Linked DNA regions of Homo sapiens: region 1 is linked to region 2. A link is a contact called in ENCODE Hi-C or POLR2A ChIA-PET data. All regions are on one chromosome and are shown on one strand. The core of a region is the stretch at or near the end of the contact, and the rest is flanking DNA. Distances in the headings are between cores, read along the strand shown.

Region 1 (3,905 bases), core at 866-3,365, 150 kb after region 2:
GCAGCTATGGCTTCATTAGTCATTGTAGCTCACTACCTGAGCTATCATCTCAGAACTACACATTTCCATCTGCAAGTTCCAGAGACATGTCATCCTCAACCTGTCTCAAACCCTTTCTGCCTTCCTGCCCAGCCCATCTAATCTTCCCTTACATTCCTATCATAGCAAAAGGTACCAGACATCTAATTTTTCTGGTCAAACATCTGAGGATTAACTTTCCTTGCCCCACCTCTATAACCCATAAATCACAAAACTTCAACTTTACTTCCAAAACATTATTCGAATACCTCAACTCCTCTTCAACCCCACTGCAGTGCTTCTGTCTTAATTTGGGCCTTATCTTATCCCCCTAAATCTTACTTATTGACTCTCCCTGCATCTTAATACATTCTTTATACTACCAGGGTTATATTTATTAAAAATACAAACCAGATCAAGCCATAGCCTTACTTAAAATCAGGATGAGGCAAGTGAGTCCCCGATGAACCAAGCTATTCCTCCTTTTCAGCCCCAGATCTCATTACCCCTTGTGAACTATGAACAATATAGAACTGTTATACCCAAATGGACCACATATTCTCTCACTTCTTTGCCTCCGCTGTTCTCTCTAGAATGCTCTCTTCAAATGCCTGGGAACTCCTTGTCGCTCATTAAGATGAAGCTTAAATGTTACCTCTTCCTTTTGGAAGCCATTCTTGACCATTTCAGGCTGGATTAGCTGCCCTTGGTGGACACAAACATCTCCCAGTGCATGGTTCTAACAGAATATTTATCGAAACGGTTGCAATTATAGCTATACCTGTCTCAACACACCTTGAGAGCACGAATTGTACCCATCTGTCCTTCACCCTTGTATCATCTAGAACAGTACTTGGCAGACAGCAGGTATCAGTTAAAGTTTATTGAGTACACCTCATCTCACCCCTTTCCCTTGAAATCACCCTCCCAACTCTATCATAAGCTTTGGTTTGTATTTGCGTTGGTTTGTATTTGTATTTGGTTTGTATCTGGTTTCTCTTCAGTTCAATGCTTATAGCTTTTAGTTCACTATTCAATTATTTGGCAACTGAATCCAGCTTGCTGAATTCTGATGGCCATTACATCTGGAATATGTTAATATATCGTAAATATGTCATAAATATAAACACTGTACTTACAGCAAACTGCCTGTTCAAAGGTTCTCAGAGTTCACTGACATATTTGCTTTTGGGGCATGGTACTAGAGAATGAAGGTGAGCACAAAAGTGGGGGGGAGTGGAGAAGAGAAATAGTTTAATTTATCTTAATTTTATTTTATTTTATTTATTTTTTGAGACGGAGTCTCACTCAGTCGCCCAGGCTGGAGTGCAGTGGCGCAATCTCAGCTCACTGCAGGCTCCGTCTCCCAGGTTCACGCCATTCTCCTGCCTCAGCCTCCCGAGTAGCTGGGATTACAGGCGCCCGCCACTACACCTGGCTAATTTTTTGTATTTTTAGTGGAGACGGGGTTTCACCGTGTTAGCCAGGATGGTCTCGATGTCCTGACCTCGTGATCCGCCCGCCTCGGCCTCCCAAAGTGCTGGGATTACAGGCGTGAGCCATTGCGCCTGGCCAGACATAGCTTAATTTTAATTTGGGTGCATTTATTACAGAAGTATGTCAACTACTTAACACTCTTCCCAAATACCCCTTTTTATTGACTACTTGTGTGATATATATTCACACACATGTACACACACACATTTTGCTAAAGTAAATAGTATCAGTCCTCACGCTAAATTAGAAGCAATCTGAAGTGCAAATTAATCAAATTTTGTCATTTGTTTTTATTAGACGTTTCTCTATCCTTTAATGTTGTAGGTTTTTTTTACTCTAAAAGGCAGTATTTATTTCTTAAAAGGCTTGAGTTAAAATGAATTCCATTTCTGAGCTTTCGGTACACCTACTGAAACTTCACTAGCTTTAGCCTATGTAAATTCGAATGAAAATAAGAGAAAACTGGAGGCCATATGTACTTAACAATCAACCTGAAGCACAGTTCACTGAAGAACTACTTGCATTTTAGATATAAATTGATGAGTTTTCAATCTAAAGAGGTTCCTATGAGACTCACACTTAGTGCTGCTTGGAGGTGGGCCAAGGGAAATGTTTCCTCTGCTGCCACTGCCTCTCCCCCCTAAAAGAGGCACTCATCTGAAACTGAGACTACAAGAAAGCAGAAAAACCAGCAACAGAGACAACCAGATGCACAACAAATGCAATGGAGGGCTGTGGGGAGATGCCATTTGTAAAGCTGCCTCTTCTTTTCTGATAGACTCTACAACAGTTTTTTTTCCCAGGCTGCAGTCAACATCCAAGTCACACAACAAGATGAGAACATAACAAAGCTCTATTTGGCAACATATAGTTAAAGGAACTTACTAGTTGCACACACCAAAGAGAAAACTGCACGGATTGCTGATATGAAACTATACACATCAAATTGCTTATAAATAGACGATGTGTTTCCTAAATTGAAAACAGCTTCAAATTTTGCTTTTACTGAAATCTGTATATGGTGCTTATATCTTAAGCTGTATAATAAACAATTATGAAATGACACTGGTTACTTTGAAAATATAGAAGAGGTATCCCAGTAGCAGCTGAAGACCTAAAAACAGCCAAAAGTAATTGTTGTAATGATATCCAACCATCAATATGAAAAACACCCAAAAGAACATGGGAAACAGTATAGTAAATGGAAGAGAGGTTCTAAGAAATTCCTAACTAGTATGCATAGGGACTTTGTCATCCCTCAGATTTTTAATGCAGAAATTGTGGCTATCAGAAAAGCTATATAAAAGGTGAGCTTAAATTCTTCTTTTGAAGGGCCATGATGGGATTGAGATCTATCAAAGGATCTGAGCTTTGCCAATAAAGCAGCTGCAAAGGAGGGGGCTGGGGAGGAGGGAGGTGCAACAGAAAAGGAGATGAAATGTAGAACTTGGAAGCAGCTGAACTGCTTTAGTCACCACTGAGAAAATCTGAGCCTGTAAGGAGGATTTGTGCCAGGACAGTGTACTAAAAATATTCATCCTTTTTACAAAGAAGTGAAAGGAAATTTAGGCAAAAGGCTGAGGTCTGAAATTACAGAAAGAATAATTTTTAAAAAACCATTATTCTTTATCTTTTAATAAGCCTATACTCTAAATTAAGTCACAACATTTTAAAACTTTAGGAGAGCCAGTGCTTTTCCACTAAGCTGTCTAAAAAATAAAGCCATCTTGTTATAAAATTTTGCAAGTATATGAGTTCCAAAAGTATGATACTTCATTTTATGCTTTTACCCTTCCTCTACATATGCACAAATGTGAAATATCTTAAAGAGATTTCATTCTTATATGAGATTGCTTTTTCCATAGCTTAGAAACTAGTTTTTGGGGGGGTAATTTTCAAATATTCTATGAAAGAGACAAGTAGATAAAATGTTAAAATCTGGGCCAGGCGCAGTAGCTCACACCAGTAATCCCAGCACTTTGGGAGGCCAAGGCCGGCAGATCATCTGAGGTCATGAATTCGAGACCGGCCTGACCAACATGCAGAAACCCCGTCTCTACTAAAAATACAAAATTAGCCGGGCGTGGTGGCACATGCCTGTAATCCCAGCTACTCAGAAACGCTGAGGCAGGAGAATCGCTTGAACCTGGAAGGCAGAGGTTGCAGTGAGCCGAGATTGCGCCACTGCACTCCAGCCTGGGCAACAAGAGCAAAACTCAGTCTCAAAAAATTAAAAAAAAAAAAGTTAAAATCTGTAAAACTATTAAATTCCTTTTCATCAACCACGGTGTAACCTGCCATTGGAATGTGGCAATATTAAAAATGAAACAGATTTGCTACAAGTGGGGAGATAAAGTAGCTCTGTTGCCAAAAGTATACCTACATGGAGA
Region 2 (4,049 bases), core at 680-3,179:
CATATCAGGAGGTGGGGCCTTTGGGAGATGACTGTATTATGAAAGCAGAACCTTAATGAATGGGATAAATTCCCTTATAAGAGGCCAGAGAGAGACCCCTTCACCCTTGCACCATGTAAGGAGACAGCTAGAGGGTGCCATCTATTAACCAGAAAGCAGGCTATCACCAAACACTGAATCATCAGACATCTTGATCTAGGACTTCCCAGCCTCCAAAACTGCAAGAAATGAATTTCTGTTGTTTATAAGCCACTCAGTCTGAGGTATTTTGCTATACCAGACCCAAATGGACCAAAGACACATAGAGTATATTTTTAATGCAGCTCAAGGGAGTGTGGAGAAAGAAGGAAAAGAGCATTTGTTGAGGGCTTACCATGGGCTAGGAACAGTTCTCAATACTTTACAGACACCTAATTTATTACTATCAACAAAATTATGAGGTGGATATTATTCCTACTTTACAGATAAGAAAGGCTCAGAAAAATTAATTTGCCAAAAACAAGGGTTGGGGCTGAGATTCAAACTCAAAACAGTCTGCCTTCAAAGCCATCAGATTACTTCTCCCACAGACAACCTTCCAAATCACATTAAAACTTGACTCTTTGATTGATTAAAAATATTAATTCTTTAGTGGATATCATTCTTCAAGTGGCATAAATCATCTGCAACCAACAAACTTTGAGGAAAAGTCATAGTTAACAGAAATAACAGAAGGGAAAGAGCACCAGTATAGGCCAGAGTGGGACAGTGGTCAGACTACCAACCTTAGGTCAGAAAACTTAACCCCAGATTTACCACTCACCAGCTGGTGATCTAAGGCAAGTAATAACCTTTTGAGCCCCCGTTTCTCCATTCATAAAATAAGTATTACTCCTAGCCCATCCATCCTTCTACCAGATTATTTATGAAGATGAAAAGTTAATGATGAAATTAATCCATAAACTAAGACAAACTATAATTCATATAAGGAATTAGTATCTGTTCGGTAAAATGACTATTAATGAATAGCTATTTTCATGGAAAATAACTTGTCACAACTAGAATAAGAGATGCAGTCCACCAGCAACAGGAAGCTGCTCACAAACAGGCGGCCTCATCTCAGCTGGGGCCCCCTTAACAGCAGCAGGTGTTGCTTACAGGACCAGTTTTGTGCCTGCTTTCTAACAATCCCGTTCCTCCCTGGTGCCGTTCCCACGAACGCGCCTGGAAAACGGTGTAGAGGAAAGGCGCCAAGGAAGTGCTGTTTTGGAAAAGAGCAGCAACAGAGGCAGGAGGCTGGGTCCCACTACTCCCAGGTGCGAGAGGCTCTTCGCCCCTCCAGGCCTCAGCGCACGCATCTGGAAGACGGAGAGGCCATTCCTGCCCCGTTTCCTGGGCAGAGCTAAGATCAGAGTACAGGGAAAGCATGGTAAACCCCGCTGGGAATGACAGATGACGAAGACGATCACCTGTCAAACGAAGGGAGGCTCCTCCAGGGGCCCCTCGCATTTAGACATTCCAGAAGCCTCGTCACCCGCGGCCGGGGCTGCCCCCAAGTGAGGTGACGCGGCAGCCCCCCACTCACCCCTCAGACCGCGTAGTGTGCGGGGTCTCACGTCCCTCACACCCCAGATGAGCCCGCAGGGCAGGGCCCGGACGCGGCTCACCCCAGCCCCCGTCCCGAGGCCTCCGAGGCCGACCTCCGAGCCCTCCCCAGGCGACCGCGGCTCCCCTCCCCCAGCAACGATCCCTGCCCCGCTCAACTCGCACTCCCAGGTGAGGGGAGGGGGTGAAAGGGCGTACCCCGCCGCCATTTTGTCCCCTGGTCCCCGCAAGGCATTCAGACGGCCCGCGCCCCAACCCGGACCCGCCCGGGTCTGCGCTACGCACGCCCCTCGCGGACACTCACCCCCGACCGCCCTGCTTAGTTCGGGGCGGCTCAAAGCGTCCCGCCGGGAAAGGGGCGTGACGGGGCGGGGCAGGGAGGCCTCGGAGAGGCGGGGTGGCTTCCCGGCGCACCACGTGATCTCAGCCGCTGCCGCGCCGCTCCCGGCTGCAAGATCTGTGTTGTCCGCGCGCAGGCGCACGCCCGTTCGCGCCGTTGGGGCGCCCAGGCGGGAGGTGTGAGGGTTGATTTGGTTCGATGTCCCGGCGCGGCGTTTCCGAAGCTGTTTCTTTTCCTAGGTTAAGCTTACACCGCCGCTTTTGGCCACACAGGTCTTTCTCGTACTCAATCTCTTCCCTCCTCCTGCCTTATCACCACAGTCAATCCACAGATTAAGGACTTAGAGACGCGCCTCACAGAAATCTGTGCTGGCGAAAGCACTTGACAGGAGCACGCTGGGCTGCGCTGAACACAACTAGGCCTCCGAGAAGCTTTATCAGGGCCCTTCTGTGTGCCAGGCTTGGAAGGTCGAAGTACAGAGACCTAACAAATACGTTTCATCTACTTCAAAGACAAACATATGATGAATTAAATACTTTAACGTTTAAATCAGTCTGAACAAAATAGAAAAAAGATTCAATGCAGACTGTAATTATCAAACGAATATTCACCGTCCCTTTTCATCCAGCTGGGAAACAGCTCTTTACCCTTCCCTCTCCCTCCCCACCCGCAGTAGGCGGGAAGTCCTGGACTCACAAGCGTTGTGGGGGCAGGAACCATATGGCTATGTTCTGGCTCCCCTTCTCTCTTGCCTTCTTAGAAAACTCGCTTTTTCATTTATTCAGCAAATGTTTATTGACCACATACTATATATCAGATGGTATTCTAGATGCTTGGAGTTAATACGTGAGCAAAATAAACAGAAATCTCTAAAAAACCTCCGGCTTCTTGGAGCAGGGTGAAACCAGGCAAGTGTTACATCAAGTTTAGCCAAAAGCTGTGTCCTTACATATTTTAAGTTCAGCCTGAAGGTTTCTCCGTAAATAGTAAACTATAACCTAAATGGAGGTGTAAATACACTGCAACCTACTCTTGCGCCAATCACCAAGTTTTGGCCAAAGACGGCCAACTGTTCAAACCGTGTTCAAATAAGGTAAACGTCTAGCTATAACCATTCTGGCTGTTTCCCTACCTCACTTTTCTTTCTCTGTCTATAAACCTTTTTCCACCATGTGGCTCTGCGGGAGTCTGTATGAACCTACTCTGGCTCAGGAGGCTGCCTGATTCGGGAATAATTCTTTGCTCAAACTCTGTTTAATTTGGCTAATATTTTGCTTTTAACACAAGAAATAGTAAACACAATAAATAAGTAAATTATATAACATGATAAGCACTACAGTTAACAAAATGAGTAGGATAAGGGGGATAGAGTAGGGAGCATACTACAATTCTATAAAAGGCGGTCAGGGCCTCATTTCTTAATTATCCCCACTTCCTTTCATACTCATAAGCATGTAAACAACCTGAAGTCTCTCCCATCTTGAAATCTCCCGCCGAACCTACCAGACTCCACTTCAACCTCTGCTTTCTTTCCTATAATACATTTCTCCAATTATCTAAACAAGAGTGCCTCCAATTCCTCAACCACTACTCAAGTCTGGACTTACTGCACTCTGGTTTCTGCCCCACCACCCCACTGAAACCATTCTTTCCAACATCACTAGGGGCCAGCCGCCGTGGCTCGCGCCTGTAATCCCAGCACTTTGGGAGGCTGAGGCAGGTGGATCACCTGAGGTCAGGAGTTCAAGACCACCCTGGCCAAAATGGCGAAACCCTGTCTTTACCAAAAATACAAAAAAAAAAAAAAAAAAAATAGCCGGGTGCGGTGGCGCACACCTATAGTCCCAGCTACTCGGGAGGCTGAGGCACGAGAATCCCTTGAACCTGGATAGCAGAGGTTTGCAGTGAGCTGAGATCATGCCACTGCACTCCAGCCTGGGTGACAGTGCGAGACTCCATCTCAATTAAAAAAAAAAAAAAAAAAAAAGTTGGGCTGGGCTGGTGGCTCCCGCCTGTAATCCCAGCACTTTGGGAGGCCGAGGCAGGCAGATCACGAGGTCAGGAGATCGAGATCGAGACCATCCTGACCAACATGGTGAAACCCCATCTCTACTAAAAATAACAA

The links. A loop is a pair of places that touch in the nucleus more often than their neighbours do. ChIA-PET counts read pairs that join two places held with the same protein, here RNA polymerase II (POLR2A). Pooled maps may share reads with other maps.
Region 1: a map of sigmoid colon shows a loop between it and region 2 (2.4-fold over the local background). The contact joins the enhancer-like site here to the promoter of SCAPER in region 2. A Hi-C loop is called at or near these places in 1 of 168 maps with a recorded cell type or tissue (sigmoid colon) and 4 of 50 pooled maps. POLR2A ChIA-PET finds 5 or more read pairs at or near these places in 2 of 52 experiments (WTC11 and activated CD8-positive, alpha-beta memory T cell).

The regions. Positions count from the first base shown.
Region 1 is chr15:77,057,790-77,061,694 of GRCh38, forward strand. All of the region lies in intron 1 of TSPAN3 (tetraspanin 3), which reads right to left. Among named protein-coding and RNA genes, the nearest start is that of TSPAN3, 11 kb to the right of the region's middle. Within about 2 kb of position 2,116, at least 6 of the 41 ENCODE cell types and tissues checked have a DNase peak (open chromatin) inside an H3K27ac peak, as active enhancers do.
Region 2 is chr15:76,903,411-76,907,459 of GRCh38, forward strand. SCAPER (S-phase cyclin A associated protein in the ER) reads right to left here and starts at 1,930. Exons shown (of 32, transcript NM_020843.4): 1 at 1,889-1,930. RefSeq lists silencers at 1,506-1,585, 1,606-1,715, 1,726-2,035 and an enhancer at 1,776-2,276.